Regions from separate parts of the Homo sapiens genome. Here region 2 is linked to region 1. A link is a loop called in an ENCODE intact Hi-C map of the cell type or tissue named here. Cell type or tissue: PC-3. All regions are shown on one strand. Links, peaks and the distances in the headings refer to the core of each region. The heading gives the core; the rest is flanking DNA. Region 1 overlaps NCKAP5 (NCK associated protein 5). Region 2 holds the start of FAM201B (family with sequence similarity 201 member B).

The links. Peaks named below come from ENCODE experiments on the same cell type or tissue, not always from the same donor. Only the 100,000 strongest peaks of a DNase experiment are listed, where the experiment ranks them.
Region 2: a loop joins it to region 1, with 4 times the contacts of the local background. A loop is called at or near these places in 3 of 110 quality-filtered maps.

Annotation. Positions count from the first base shown.
Region 1 is chr2:132,672,906-132,680,905 of GRCh38, forward strand. It overlaps NCKAP5 (NCK associated protein 5), which reads right to left. Exons shown (of 20, transcript NM_207363.3): 20 at 1-400. The coding sequence ends at 384. Among named protein-coding and RNA genes, the nearest start is that of LYPD1, 6.7 kb to the left of the region's middle. In PC-3, for the core only: a CTCF peak has its summit at 4,292 (motif pointing right); no DNase peak of the experiment used is centred there; H3K27ac peaks cover 965 bases.
Region 2 is chr2:132,344,130-132,352,940 of GRCh38, forward strand. FAM201B (family with sequence similarity 201 member B) reads left to right here and starts at 8,538. Exons shown (of 1, transcript NR_135203.1): 1 at 8,538-8,811. LOC124907892 (a long non-coding RNA gene) reads left to right here and starts at 3,344. Exons shown (of 2, transcript XR_007087241.1): 1 at 3,344-3,386; 2 at 4,069-4,298. In PC-3, for the core only: a CTCF peak has its summit at 5,158; DNase peaks (open chromatin) are centred at 3,129, 3,380, 5,142 and 8,542; H3K4me3 peaks cover 3,094 bases; H3K27ac peaks cover 1,064 bases.

The sequences.
Region 1 (8,000 bases), core at 1-8,000:
GGAAGGCTCTGGTACTGCAATAGTTTATTGTTATCTCTATCAAGCGGTGCACCCCCCACCCCCCACCCATCATTTCTTAAGCGCTCCAGTCCCAGCTCACTAAGGGAAGAGATGTCCTTTATACATCATTTGAACCTTGACTGGCACAGGAAGAGAAGCTATCATATAAAGAATCACTCAAAGATTCCAAGTTGTCTACCCCAGGCCTATCTGAACTACTCAAAGATGTCTCTTCATTTTTTTCTTTTTCTTCCTTCTGTCCTTCAACCTTGTTCAGAGAGTTCTTCTCTTTTTCTAATAAAATCACAGTATTGCTGTTAAATTTATTGAATGACTCTAGGGAAATTTTCGATAATCTATTCTCGGGATCGTCTTTTGTTTCTTCAAGTTGTCTCAATTTCTGCAATAAAAAGAAGAAAATATTAGAAACATATTTCTTTGGAAAATCAAGTTATCCTATCTAATATTCAATTATTGTCTGTATAAAGTACAGTTTAAAGGGACAGAGAAAACCTACAAGTCTTTAATAATCTTCTAGTATAATTAGATGTAATAATAAAGCCAATTTTAGGGATAAATCAGGACTTTAATCATTTTACTGAGATAAATAGGTCCCAATTTGCAAATTAAGTGCCACTTAATTTCATTTTAAATGGATCCATTTGAAATTTGTTCAGGTAAAGTGCCTTATTTTTCTTCATCAAAGTTTCAAACTCCTCTCTTTCCTTGCTAAGTATTAGCTGTACTTTTTCTAAATATGAGTAGGTATTGAATTTCAGCCAGAAGTTATGGTAATATGTTTTTTTCTAATAAAAAAAAGACATAAAAATCCCCTAACTTGCCATTTTTGAATACATGTTAAGCTTGTTAGAAGCATTGCCATTTTAGTATTTTGTCCCTTTATAGGACTTAAGATATTTGAAAGAGATCTCCAGGTTTTTGGGTGTAGATCCCAGAAGGCCCAAGGGCTTAAAAATTAAAGCGGCAGGTGAACAGCTGAGTAACCCCTCTGCTCCAGAAGGTCTAGTAATACCAGTTTATACTGGGATATTACTGTTATTAATACCCTGTATGATGTATAAAGCACTGCACCAAATTCAATAATTATCATAGGTAAACCCTGTAAACATGAATATATTCGGTTGCTCAGTTGGCTCCTAAGGGCTAAGGTGAGGACAGAGGGAGGCACACTTGCGAAAAACAATGAGAAAAACAGACATGTAAAAGTGTCTACAATATTTCTCATCTTCTTTTCCTCTTTCCAGCAGAAATTCCATCCAAACACAGGAAAGAAGCAGGCCCGGGGGCTTGGAGATGATAGTAAGTGTTACCATTTATTAAGCATCCACTAGGTAAAAGACACTTAACAGATTCTATCAGCTTTTTCACAAACCTACAAGGTAAACGACCCCATTTTAAAGAGAAGGTATGCAAGGCTCAGAGTGACAGAGATATTTGCCCAAGGTTGCCCAGCAAGTGGCAGAGAACAGGATTTGAATTTCTGTCTGGCTGCCTTCCATGCTCTTGTTCTTTCCATTAAACCATGTTCTTAGGTAATAAAGGACACAATGTCCTGTTTTCCATTTTGTTACCCAAAAATTCCACTTAAATAACTTGCCAAACCGTCTCTAACATGTGCAGTTCTGCTGTGCACCATGCTCCCCACCCCCAACATTGTTATGCTGGACTCAACAAGGTTGCAATGAGGAAACTGTCTTTTGATTGGGAAAATAGATATAGCCAAAGCTTATGGATTCTCACATGCTAATGTGAAGAATGGAAAGAGAAGAGAGAGATGGAAGTGGATGGCTTCTGTGTTCCAAGAGCAGACACGGGCAGAATTTCTCTGCTATAGGAAATGGTATAATTCTATGGGAATATTTGAAAATCATCCTAGATCTAGTGCTTATTTCATTATACTACTAACGTGCAGAAACATTACTCACAGAGCTAATTTTCAATCACACACAGCTACCCTGAAACCAGAGGCGGGCTAAGGAACAGACTCCTAGCTGATTACAGAAAAGTGGCTCCATAATTAGAAATAACTCCATCCAAGGGCCCCTTTCAACACCATGCCAATTTGCCTACATTTACCAAATGGATGTAAATAAATGGCATTCAATGCAATTTTCTCTTTACCTGGATGTCTTCTCCATTTTTCTTCATTTAAGAACCACAAGTATTTTTCTTGCCTATTTCTCATCTATGTGGATCTCAAATTCATTCAACACACACTCATTAGAGAAGCTACTGCAAGGCAGGCTGAAGGCTTTGGTACTGAAGATACACAGCTGAATAAAATTGTGTCCTGCAGGGTGATCATTGAGGCCCTGAGGGCAGACAGGCTGAGCTTCGATTTCAGCTTGGCCCTTTCACGGGCTGAGTGCTACAAGCATCCTTCTTCAGGTGTAAAATGGTGATAAGATACATCTTTATTTCAGGACTGCAATAAGTATTAGAAATAAAGAACTTTAAAGCTCTGGCAGACAGTAGTGGGTGTGCAATAAATGTAAGGCTGGATTCTTATTCTAGAATGGTGGTTCTCAAAGTGTGTTCCCCAGACCAACAACGTCAACAACACCAAGGAGCTTCCTGGAAATGCAAGTTCTTGGATCCCACCTAGACCTACTACACCAGAAACTCTGAGGGCCAGCAATCAGTTTTTAACAAGATTACCAGGTGATTCTGATACATACTGAAATTTGAGACCCACTGGTCTAGAAGAACATGACCCCTGGAGGGAAGACAGACAGGTGGAAATCATAATTCGTTGTGAAATGGTGGAATTTGGGAAGAGTTAATTGCCATTAAAACACTCACTGTCATCAGGTTTTCAAATGTTTCAGGCTTACAGATTTGTTGCTTCAGTTAATTATAACAAAGACCTACACTGGCCAGAGAGGTTATAGAAATGAAAGAAGGGACCATTATTTAAAAAAAAAAAAAAGCAAACAAGAAACATGAACTTCTCGGGTTTCCTTTTATTTTTACAGTTTTGATGAAAAGTGACTGCAGACATATTACTTGACTGTAAAAACAACATCCATGCAAAAGTGACCATATGGACCAACTAGCATTCAGTCTCTAGGCAGAGCAGCCATAAGGAGTGGTGAGGGCTGCAGTCAGCTCAGGAGTATGTGCTGGATCTAAAGGTGGTAGCAGCTACTTAGATCTAGCTATGCAGAAATGTGGGTGCAGATCTTTCGATTTCAAAGATGAGGAGATACATCTAGATCAATATTTGCTTATATTTAAAATTCACTTACTTTTAATTCTTGGCTCACATTTAAAGAAAATAACAAAATACCCAGTATGTATACCGAATTGCAATCTTTGCACTGTTTGAGTTTCTGAGCTAGGGATGTTGTTTTATCCTTTTTTTTTTTTTTTTTTTTTTTTTTTTGCAGTGTCCTACTTCACCTCATCCACTCCCCTATTTCCCTTCCCCCAGCTTTCTTTTTGAAGGCCTAGTCCAATGCTACATCATCAGTAGTTTCTCAGTGGAGACTTTGCCTAGGATCAGAAGAGTCTTAACTATGAGTCTGGGCTCCTCAAGTGGTGCTGCCAGCTACGAATAAAAACACTGAAGTGGCTTACTTTTCTGCCTATAGGAGCATACCGAACCTCAACATTGTCTTGTCAGATCTCAGATATTTTTAAAATTTTGTAGTTGAATAACATTTAGATTTAACATATAAGGAGGGATTGAGGTGAAACAATAATGTGTTAATGATCTATCTGGCAAATGACAACAAAATAGTGCACATTAGTTTGCAGCAACTATACGTGAAAGTGCTTTGCAAACTAATCATGGTAATAACAGTTACCATTTAACAGTGTGTGTTCTGTACAGACACTCTGCTAAGCATAGTGCATAGATTATATGTTTCCATCCTCACATGAATTCTACAGGGTAGGTGCCATTAGTATCTCCATTTATAGGCAATCAAGGCTTGAGGAAGGTAAGTAACTTGTTTAAATTCCTGTAGCAGTATGGGATGGACTTTGGATTTAGAGCTAGGCAGTGTGCCTGCAGAGATGAAGCTCTCAACTTTCATCTTGGAAAACTACTTTATGAATATTAGCCAATATTATCTTTAAGGGAAGCATCTGAAATAGCAATTACAGAACAAAAACAATAATGATAGACCCGGTGAAGATTAGTGTTTGATGAGAATTGTGTAGGTTCCATAAAACATCGCCAATTCCTTCCTGTGTTGTGCTTCATCAGAATTATGATAAAATTAATATACTACATTTGTCACCTATAGGTGGCAACAGTTGTACAGATGACTTTTTGGTGGATTTTTTTTTCAACTACACTTGGGAATAAAAGTAGGGCTAAACAGACAAGATGCAAATACATTTTCAAGCTTAAATAAATAGCTTTGCATGTTCTTAAAATATTTTCCTGCCTTTAGTGTAACCATGGAATTATTAGTGATAATTCAAGCAAGAAGTGTATAGTGGCATATTCTCCAGAAATCTCTTGAGAATTAGACCTTTATTAATTTAATTCCTTGTAGTCAAGCAGTCATTCAATCAAACTAATCTACTATGTGACCAGCTTTGTGCAAACAGTCTTGTGGTCTTGATTCTCAGAGGAAGTTTTATAGAAAAGGGTGCTCTTGGAATGGTTTTGAAGGGCAAATAGGATTGAAATACACAGTAAGGAGGAGGGAGGGAATTCCAATAAATATTCATCTATTATGCCTCTATTGCAACTGTGCAACACTGTGTAGTCTACTTCAGGACCATGAGTTGCCCAGAGGGTCTCTCCCTTTGGGGATTCTGTAGTAGACAATCACTATAAAGACAGAAATTGAGACGTGCCTACCCCAAGAGGTTCTAGGAAACTCAACCAGACTCATGAAAGTATCAGCCCGTACATGGGTTATAAAAAGTTTTGACTTCCAAACTGCGTTCTAATCTATGACTCACTTTGCTCTTCCATCAGCCTGGAAGGTGAGGAAGGCCAGAGTCAGCTATACTTTCCACGCGATATTTATGGAATCTGTGATTCACACAGATTCAAATCCAAGTGAAATTAGACCTTAAAACTTAGTTTTCTGATTTTTCACACAAAAATTCACAGTAGTTTTTTTTATAGTTCACAATAGTCATGAAGTAGAGATTTTTGACTAGAACAATATCCTGAATACCAAGGATAAAATTGGAGGAGATATGGACCCTTGCCATAATGAAGAGGTGGAAAATATGTACGGTGATACAGAAAAACTCAAGTGATAAACCAGCAAAAAATATATGCATGATGGTATCAGCTTCAAAGAGATACATGTTATGTGTGTACAGCCAGAAACTCCTGTTCATGGTAGAGGAGAACAAATAGCAAATTTATGAAATAGTGCAATCAATTATTGTTCTATGATAAATGCTACTCTTTCATTATTTCAAATACATTTCCATCCTTTGATTATGTCTTAAAAATATTGGTTAGTATATCTAGTGTCAGGAAGAGATCCAATCTATTTGTGAAATTCAAACACAGCATTGTTCCTCAGCTGGGCACTAACATTTATAATGAGGATTGGAGCTCTTAGCACAAGTTAATGCAAACAGGACTTTAATCAACATAATTTCTTATTTCTCTATTGCTATAGAGATTCACTGCCCATGGATCAAGAAAATATGTGGTAGGAAAATAGCCCTATTTATAAAGTGTTTTTACTATGAGTCAGGTACTGGGTTGAATGCACTGCATGAAATACCTCATTTAATCCTGACAGCAAGCCTATGAGATAGCACTATTATCATCCCCATTATACAAATGAGAAAATGCAGATAGCGAGGTCTAAATGTTAGTCCACATATATGTGGCTAATAAGTTAGGCAATCAGGATTTGAGCAGAAACAGCCTGACTACAGGACTTGGGATCTTAATCACTGTGTATTACCCCAGGTTTTTAAAAACCAGCGTGCAACTCCTGGCTTTGTGCTAATTAGCTGTGTAAGCCCTCTGACCCTTAGTTTCTTTACATTAAAGGTTTTTTTGAATCTTCCCAGTCTATAAAGCTCTGTGACTCTAAAATATTCTTAATTGGATATCTTCTGGGCGTCTATTATTGGAATTTGAGGTGGCACAATAACCAACCCTAACACCCCCTTCCCTACTTTAGTTCTCAATGACTTAAAAAAATAAAAGAAAAAGGCTGACGGGAGGCCAAAAGATCAGCTTTACTAAGAGAAAGTTTGATTGGAGAACAAGGTTTCCATCTGTAAAGAAGTGGGTTTCCTAACACTGATCCCAAGATATAGACAAGCTTAGTAATTAGCAGCCCTGGGCTGGGAAACAAGTGTCTTCCTGTAAAAACTACAGCATGAAGGAACAGAACAGAAATTTGTGCTTCTGACAGTCTGATTCCAGAGGGAGACTAGGAAGAGCAAGAAGTTCCCTTCCTGAACTTGCTAGGCAAGTCAGTCCCTCATTCCCTGGGAGAAGTGAATAAGGGGGGCCCAGAGACTCCAGGAGGGTTACCCTAGGAAGCTCCTTCCATGTTTTTCTCAAACAAAAGAATGTTTGAGAAGAAGGTGTCCAAGGTGTCCCCTACTACCACCCAACATCTCTGATTACATATGATGCAGATTTTAACTAGACAGTCATATATGGATGAAGGCCAAGAAGATGCTGGAAAATTCTGGTGCTGCAGGGAGTTAGTTTGCACAGAGAAGTGTCTCCATGGGCAAAGAAATAGGAAGATGGTGATCCAGCAGGTGTGAAAGATGGCAGAGCTTCCATTTGGAAGCAAATAAATGAAGTCTAAGAGACGGTCTGTTTAATCAAGGGTTTTGGGCTGAAGCTGAACATGTGATTTACCCCATCCCTTTTCTGATGAACAAATCTTGAGCACTGGGAAGATGGATTCAGGGAAGAGTTTTATGTTATGTTCTTGTTGTGGGAATGGTGAGGAGGTATTTTAAGCCAAGGTCTCTTAGTTGAAGATTTGTGCACATCTCAAAGTCTATGTTAAGTGCTATTTGCGAAGGGCAGGCCAACCTCAAGGGAAAAGATGCAACTCAAGTCATTTCTCTTTTCTCAGAGGCACTAGTTAATCACTTCCTTAATGCCGCCTCTTACTGCATTCCTGGTGAAGCTACTTTCTAGATGAGACATAAAAATAGATAGAATGACCTTTGGTGATCACTAGAGACCCCTCCACACTTTTCTCAAGAGTTGTGATATTAACCCTGTTAACCTGGTCAAATTTCAACTTGGATATTACTTTCTCCCGGTGCTCGGTTCCCTCTATTACCTCAACTGGACACATTACTCTTGACTTGCCCTTCTGAAAAATTAAAGTGACGCATTGGTAATAGAGAACCACTCTCTCCCTCCAACCACACTCACGGAGATGTGATTTGGCACTTGGGGGCACTCTGTTTTCTTACTGGGGTCCTAGAGATTCTTCAGTATCCTCAGGGCAAACAGATTTTATTAGGTGAAAGAGTAATTTTCAGCAGAGATGTGCTTTTATGACTATATTAACTATACTGCTGTCCTTTACTGTGATCGATGGTCCTCAATGACCTCTCCTTGAACCCCTAAACCCAGAGGGGGGAAATAAACTCACTTTTTGAGAAAAAGAGCAAGCAAAGAGAAGGTCAGTGGGAAGCTTAGGGTTGTTAGAAAATAATACACCTTGTGGAAAGGAAAAGGATGCATTTTGAAGATAAACAATGGCTACAAAGGACATTTAAACACCAGATCAAGAGTACTGAAGGAAAGAGAAGTCATTTCATCAGTGATAAGAAACATCCCCATATATGGAAAACGGGGGAAAGATGGGAGGGGATGTCCCTTAGTAGGAAGATAAAGTAGCAGGAAGAAAACCGCAAATTTGCTTATGGCACAGAAAGGCATCTGGGAAGAGGAAAGGCATGTAAGTTGGGATAAAATTGTTATAAGAAACACATTTGTGATTTCTGCAAACTCTGATGTTAGCGTCATCATTTCCAATGCCCATTTGAAAATTTGGATT
Region 2 (8,811 bases), core at 812-8,811, 330 kb before region 1:
TCTTTTCTTTTTTTTTTTTTCTTGAGATGGAGTCTCACTCTGTCACCCAGGCTGGAGTGCAGTGGCACGATCTCAGCTCACTGCAATCTCCACCTCCCAGGTTCAAGTGATTCTCTTGCCTCAGCCTCCCAAGTAGCTGGGAATACAGGCGCGTGCCTCCATACCTGGCTTTTTTTTTTTTTTTTGTATTTTTAGTAGAAACGGGGTTTCACTGTGTTAGTGTTTGCCAGAATGGTCTGGATCTCCTGATCTCATGATCTGCTTGCCTTAGCCCCCTAAAGTGCTGGGATTACAGGCATGAGCCACCATGCCTGGCCAGACCTGTCATTTTCTATTCTAATGAAGCCTCTCACAAATTTTGTCAGTGTTATTATAGTGGCCTCATAAAGTTAGTTGGAAAGTGTTTCCTATTTTGTTATTCTGAGGAATAATTTTGAGATGAACATGGTTTCTTCTTTAAATATTTGGTGGAATTCACTGATGACACCAGATTTCAATGCCATACTCTTTTATCTATGGATTACTTAAAAGTGGTTTGATTAATTTCTAAACAAGTTTATAATTTAGGGTTCACCTAGAAGATAGAAACCTTACGAATTATTTGAAAAGAAAAATTAGCATATTGTAGAGTTGGTAGCTAGATTTCTGAAAGAGCAGAAAAAGAACTCTGGGCCAGATGCTGTGGCTCACGCCTGTAATCCCAGCACTTTGGGAGGCTGAGGCGGGTGGATCACGAGGTCAGGAGTTCAAGACCAGCCTGGCCAACATGGTGAAACCCCATCTCTACTGATAACACAAAAATTAGCTGGGAGTGGTGGTGCATGCCTGTAATTCCAGCTATTTGGGAGGCTGAGGCAGGAGAATTGCTTGGAGCCGAGACGCAGGGGTTGCAGTGAGCCGAGATGGCACCACTGCACTTCAGCCCGGGGAACTGAGCGAGACTCTGTCAAAAAAAAAAAAAAAAAAAAAAAAACTCTAATATATGATGGAAGTAGCAACTGCAGGAAGTAGCAACTGCAGCAAGCAGCAACCACCTGAGGTCTGAGGAAACAAAGTGAAGAGACAGGAATTACTAAAACTTAGAAGCTTGGAGGAAGGTCATGCTCACCTGAAACTCAGACCTCTAAGGAGAGGCCAGTGTTCAGCTGGCTCTGCTGTCTCTGAGCTCAGAAACAGGGCCCTGCAGTTTTAGCACTTAGACATCTAAGGATCAGTCTTTGGGAAGTTGTTTAATAATGTTTATAAAGAGCCATGATGAAATAGGTATTCAAGTGTTAGAAAAACTGAAAATTAGGCAGTTGCTACAAGAAAAAGTACTGCTGGCTGGCAGGCACAGGATACAGTATATCTCCCTGCCCCCACCACCCCTATACTCTTCTGCTAATAGTTGCCGAACACAGAACCAGATTGGGGGTGTAGAGGTCGGGAAAGATTGGCTGCAGACTCCCCCATTCCAGCCCCATAAAGCGGCGTGAAGAATGGTGGGTTTGGAGATGAGACAATATTTATTAAATGCACACATGAATCATTTAGTTGTATTTTTATTGATTTCTAGCCAAATTTCACTGTATTCGAAAACATAGTATTTCAGTATTTTGAAATCCCATATCATTTTACTCATTTGTACAAATCTTATGTGCTCTTGAAAAGATGTGCATTTTAATTTTTGCTAGAATCTTTCTTTCCCCCAGCTTCATATAGGTGTCAAAAGTGCTGCAGAGATTCTAGGCTTTTCAGATCCTAGACTAGACCATCATCCCCAGGAGAAAATTAGCCCCAAATGCATGACTCTCCCAACTGTTTCTGAATTTTGGCCCACCATTTCTCCATTATCTTGTCTTTTGATGTCTTTTGACATTTAAAAAGTTTGCTCACCTTTCCTCTGCTACATGTTTGTTCCAAATCACTCATTTTATTATTACTAGAAGTGGAAGTATACAAAGTATTATTCTGTCCCTTTTATTTTTAAATTTTCCTTTCATTTTTTTCAAAAAAATCACCTATTATCAGATTGATCCTCTTTAATATGTAAACCGTATGGATTTTCAAAAACATTTCCTTGGAAAGGAGTTAAATAAAGAATCAAATAGTCTCATCTCTTAATAGTGTCTTTTAAGCCACTGAGCGTTTTCACAGATTGGTCGTTATGTCTTTTTATTTTCCTCTTCCTTTTCTGGATTGAGTCAACCCATTCACCGTCCTCCCTGAGTCATCCTCCATAAGACAACTTACAATATTTGCTATATCAAGAGCAGGGTGAAAATAGGTGATAGATTTTTCTCAAAGAAGAAAAAAATTTCAAGGTTTTACAAGGGACTTATCCCTTCTCATAATAATAACATTTTGTCTGTATCAGTACAGCCCTTCTATTTGCCTTATGACTTGCATTTCATCATCAGTAGTTAAAGCAGAGGAAACGTGGGAACCGCTTGCTGTTTCTGTTTATGGCCTCATCAACGGTTGCATCTGTTTTTTTTTGTGGATTCTTGGCATCCACGTTCTTGTGGATCTTGCAACAAACACATTATGGTAGGTAGCAGCAGCACTATCAGTTTCAGACGCGTCCACACCAAAATGGAATAAAAAAGTAATCCAGTCAAAGAAAGGTTGAGATCCTGTATTCCTCAAATTCGGTGTCCAGTACAAATCAGCCCAATTTCCTTTGAGTACCTGCATTTTTAGAGCACACATCCCTTCCATTCTGTAATTCTTTTTTTTTCTTCCTGTATTGCAAGCTTCTCCGTTCTCTCCTTTGTGGGATATTTTCTTGGTAGGTAGGTAGGAAGGTAGGTAAAGTCCGCTTTGGTTGAGTTTATTTGGGTTTGTGTAGCGTTTGAAAAAAAATAAATTCAAACTCTAGGGGGAAGGGAGTAGAGCTTGACTGGCAGTATAAAATTAGACGGCTAACCAAAAGAGAATAGTGACTATACAAATACTGACTATCCAAACGAGAAAGAGACGACTTAAGGGGAAGTGCTGCCCTGCAAGAAATTCCGGGAATTGTCCAGAAGATCCACAGGGTCAGAGACACACGCGCCAAAAAGGCGCCTTTCATGCACGGTCCTCCGGGGAAAACAGAGAAATATATATAGGAGCTCTCTGCCTTTGGAAGCATTTCGGTTCCAGGAAGGGAGAGTTAAGGAATTCCTTTGGGACCGGCACATGTGAAATATGATCCAGGCTCTCCGCTTGGCACCCTGCACTTGCGTCCTAGGCAGGCAGAGAGTGGAGAGTTTTTCTAGGAATTCTGGGAAGTGTAGTTTGGGAGCCCCGTGTAGTCGGGTAACTTCCGCTCTAGGAGGCTGAGGCCGTCTCCCTGATCCCGTCGAGAATTCTGGGAAGCGTAGTCCAGGAGGTCTCCGTAGGGAGAGCCACTTCCGCCCAAGGTACGCTAGGCCGCGGCCTTCTTTTCTCCCAGAAAGGTGACCCTCCCCGCCCTGCGTCCTGCTCCTTCCGTCCATACTGATGTTTGTTTTGCTGGAGGCCAGTAGCAACTGGACAGTAGCTCTAGGGGAGGAGAATCCACCTGCGGCGAAGGGTGGGATTTGTTTTCTTTGAGCCTTCTCCAGTGTGGGGCAGCTGGCGCATCTCCACTTAGCGCCGGGGGTCCGGGATCCTACATCGCAGGGACTGGGGATCTCCTGGGTTCTGTACTCCCCCAGCCCTTTCCCCTGACCATCAGCCAGCTCTGCCATTTCCTAGCAGTATAATAAAAGGCGAGTATCTTAATCTCTCTGCCTATGTTTCTTTTTCTTTAAAATGGTACTAGTATCTATCTAATGGAGTTCTTTTGAGAGTTAAATAAAAAGGCTTGGAACAGAGCCTGACAGGTGGTAGAAGATGGGTCTCTTGTTATTAGCACGTTTTAATTTTCTGAGAAGGACTCAGTTCCCTGAAAGCTTCTGTGAGCCCAGGATGGGGTCAGAGCTCCAGCTGCAGAGTATCCCTGGCCCTTTTCTGATCACTGAGAGATTTTTCTTTAGGAGAGGATCACTCCGGGCTGTCTGGGCAGTCCACTGTAATTCATGCAGGAGTTCTGATTTCTCCCATCCTCCTTTCCTTCTTTAGCCTTGACTTCTTGAAAAAGGCTGCAGGGAGAAGGAGGGAATAACCCTTTGGCACTTGGCAGCGGAGTCTCACCTGAGTAGTACTTATCATCCTTTTTTCCCAGGGAGACAATATTTCCTTCATTCATTGGCAAATTCTGCTCGAAGATGCCCTGATATTTGTTCAATAAATGCAGAAACGGATGAGGGAGAACTTGGGCATGAGTAATAAAGATAGTATTTAAACATTGAGTGCTGATCATTCTTAGAGTTTGATATGAATTAACATATTTAATCCTCACAAGAGCCCTTTGAGGCTGGGTTGGGTGCCACCATTCCCATCTTAAAGAAAAGCAAAGAGACACACAGCATAGGTGGTTTACCTTTAGGTCACCCAGGTGGTAAGAGTCTGAGCTGAGATTTGAATTCAGATAGTTTCCATCGATTGCCTTAGTTCTTGATGTGTTTAGTGTCAGCTTCAGAAGACATGTTTGGATTTTTCTAGAGGACCGTAAAAGCGAGGTTAATGAGCTTTGAATTTTTTATTTTTTTTAGTTATCTGTAATTTAATTTTATTTGAAATATTTACATTCATATTCTGATTATATAAATGATTGCATATTGTAAAAGATTAAGAAAGTATAGAAAGAGTAAAAGAAACTAATTATGCTAACCACAAGATATAACAATAACAATATTAATTCAATGTTTTCCTCTTCCAGTAGACTTCTTTTTGGATTTTTACCCATGTTTAACCAAATAGGCTTCATAGCTTTTATTTTTCCCTTAAGTTTTTACTATGGAAATTTATAAGCATAGTCAAATGTAATATGACTAAAATAATTCTGTGGAAGCATCACCCAGCTTCAAACTTTGTTAACATTTGCCAGTCTCGGATCAACTCCATGCCCCTTTTTTTTGGTTTCAGTATTTTAAACCAAATCTCTAACATCGACTTAGTATAATATTGTTTGATTGATTGTCATAATTGTCAAACATTGATGATCATAAATTGCTTATATCCAAGACCGTGAAAGGGAAATGCCGGCAGCTACTCTAAGGTTTTCATTCGTTGCAGCTTACAGAATGGTCCTTATTGAGGACGCTAGGGGACGCAAGAGAGTTGTACCTTGGAGAAGAATGGTGCTGAATTTTGTGTTCCAGTATAGAGTTTGCCTTGCCTAAGTCTTATAGCTCTTTGTTTCTTATTTCTCTTTATCTAAGTCCATACACTGGAAGTTCTTCTATTTCTGGGACCATGTCATATTTTTCTCTATGTGTCCAGCACATCGTACAAAGTTGTTAAGTGTTTATGGTTAGAGTAGCTACTCAACAGACAGCTGGCATCAAGGATTTGCAGTGTAGAATTGGAATAGGTATCAAAATAGAATAGAAATAACCCCTGGATATATTCCTTAATCTCACTTAATATTGGTAGGTTATATAATCCACCAACTATTTCAGAGTATTGAAGAGTTGAAGAGCAATGATTGGTTATGTTTCGATAATCTAAAAAAAAATCCCTGGAAACAAATTGTTAGAAATGATAACAACATTTATAGACCATACCTTATAACTGAGATTGTGTTTCCAGGTTTTTAAAACAGGTTTTTAAAAAATGTTTCTACAGTAAAATTGACTATTTTGTTATTTTTGGTGTACAATTCTATTACAACACAGGCATAGTTTGTGTAACGACTACCGTAGTCAGAAAAAGAACATTTCCATCACCCCAAATGTCTTCCCTCATAATTACCCCTCACCATACCTGTAACCACTGGCAACTACCATAAGCACTAAAACTCTACAGCTTTGTCTTTTTGAGAATGTCATATAAATGGACCGACGCTATATGTAACATTTGAGACCGGATTCTTTTACTCAGCAAATTGGTCTTGACATTCACCCAAGTTGTTATACGTATCAATACTTCATTTCTGTTTACTTCTGGTTAACGGAAGTATCCACTTCATGGATATATCACAGTTCATCTATTCACTGGTTGATAGACTTTTTCCCCCACTTTTTGGCATTTATCAATAGAGCTGATATAAACATTCATGTATAGTTTTTTTGTGCTTATTTCTGTAGCATACGAAGCCAGGAGTATGTTTACTGGGTCATATGGGAAATGCATGTTTAACTTTATAAGAAACTGCCAAATTGTAGTATCTGTACCATTTTGCATTCTCACTAATGATGTAGAAAGTTCCAGTTTATTTACATCTTCATCAGCACTTAGTATTTTCCTTATTTTTTTATTTTAGCCATTCTAAGCATTGTGAGTTTAATTTACATTTCCCTAATGGCTAATGGTGTTCAGCAGATATTACTTTTTTGTTGTTGTTTCTTTGCCATCCTTATATCTTCTTTGCAGAAGTGTCTGTATGCATGCTTTGCCCAGTTTCACATTGGGTTATATTTTTCCTATTGTTGATTTTTGAGAGCTATTTATATATTCTGGATATAAGTCTTTTTTTAGATGTGTGATTTGCAAATATTTCTTCTCAGCCTGTAGCTTGTCTTTTCATTCTCTTAATAGTGTCTTTTGCAGAACAAAATTTCTAATTTTAATGACATCTGATTTATCGATGTTATCTTTTTTGGATTGTGCTTTTGATGTCATATCTAAGAAGTCTGCCTAGCCCCAGGTCATGAAGATTTTCTCTTGTTCTAGACGTTTTATGGTTTTACACTTAAATCTGTGATCCATTGTGAGTTAACTTCTTAATAATATGCGATGGTTAAGTTGGGGTTTATTTCTTTACATATGAATGACCAACCATCCCAACACCACTTGTTTGGGTTTATTTCTGTACTATGTTCTGCTAAATTGATCTATGTGTGTATCTCTTCACCAGTAGCAAGATGTCATATTTACTGTAGCTTGATAGTAAATCTTAGGATAGTTTGATTCCTCCAAATTTATTCTTTTTTTCCAAAATTGTTTTTAGCTATTCTGGTTCCTTTGCCTTTCCATATAAATGGAATGCATGCCTTTCCATGCATTTTAGAATCAGCTTATTTATATCTACCCAAAAATTCAGCTGGTATTTTCATTGACATTATGTTAAATCAGAAGATCTGTCTTTCTCACATTGAGTTTTCCAGTTCATTAATATAACAAGTCCCTTCATTTAAGTGTTCTTTAATTTCTTGCTTTAGTGTTTCATGATTTTCTGCATACAGATCTATACGTGTTTTGTTTAGACATATGCCCAAGTATAATCAGCCAACTGGTCTTCGACAAAGTAAACAAAAACATAAAGTGGGGAAAGGACACCCTTTTCAACACATGATGTTGGGATAATTGGCTAGCCACATGTAGGGGAATAAAACTGCATTCTCATCTCTCACCTTATACAAAAATCTACTCAAGATGGATTAAGAACTTAAACCTAATTTCTGAACTATAAAAATTCTAGAAGATAACACTGGATAAACCCTTCTAGACATTGGCAAAGGCAAGGATTTCATGACCAAGGACCCAAATGCAAATGCAATAAAAACAAAGATAAATATCTGGGACTTAATTAAACTAAAGAGCTTTTGCATGGCAAAGGGAACAGTCAGCAGAGTAAATACACAACCCACAGAGTGGGACCCCTGACCTTGACCCTGAACCCTAACCTTGACCCCTAACCCCTGACCCTAACCCTAACCCCTAACCCTAACCCTTAACCCTAACCCCTAACCCCTAACCACAACCCTCACCCTCACCCTAACCCAACCCTAACCCCTAATACCTAACCCCTAACATCTCTTAACCCCTAACTCTAAACGTTGACTCCTAACCCCTAACTCTGACCCCAACCGCTATCTCCAAACCCTAACCCTAAACTTAACCCCTAACCCTAACACCAACCTTAACCCTAGGTTCGTTGCTACGTTGGTATTGACTATGTCAATGTTGATTATTATGATCTCTGTCTTAGGACTGCACGGCAGCGAGGGGATTGCGGATCTTATATTAATATTTTTGTATTGAGGCAGTGCATTAGCATTACAGGTGCTTGTTACATGAGCAATGGAGGTGTCATATTTTGGGTGTCATGTCTGCATTAGGAATGCTGCATTTGTCTTCCGAGGCTGCGGTGTGGATCTCGCACTGCGGCCGCCTCGCCTTGGCTGGGGAGAACCTCGGTGGGCAGGATTCAGAGGGGATTTTGGTTTCCCGTTTTCCACATTGAACCCCTCTAACTGGTCTCTGACCCTGATTATTCAGGGCTGCAAACAGGAAGGATTCTATTCACCGTCGATGCGGCCCCGAGTTGTACCAAAGCGAGGCAGTGCCCCCAAGGTCTGTGCTGAGCAGAACGCAGCTCCGCCCTCGCGGTGCCCCCGGCCCGCCCGCCCGGGTCTGTGCTGAGAACACTGCTCCGCCTTCGCTGTATCTCCGAAGTCTGTGCAGAGGAGAACTCAGCTCCGCCCTCGCGATGCTCTCCGGGTCTGTGCTGAGGAGAACTCAGCTCAGCCTTCGCAAAGGCCCAGCGCCCGCGCAGGCGCAGGGGCAGGAAGGAGCCCAGCAGCGAGGCAGGTGGCACCACCAGGGGGGCCCTCAAGCCTGGCGCGCACGCATTCCAGACGACACCCAGACCATGCTCCGCCGCCTGGGCGCCCAAGCTGCAGTCGCCCTCTGTGTGCAGGCAGCAGCTGCCTGGCAACCCCCGAGCCCGCTCGCGCTCCCAGCATCGCAGAACCAGGGCCAGGTATCCCAGTGGCTGCGATCAAGCCAGTCATTCTGCCCGGCGGCGGCGGCTGCACA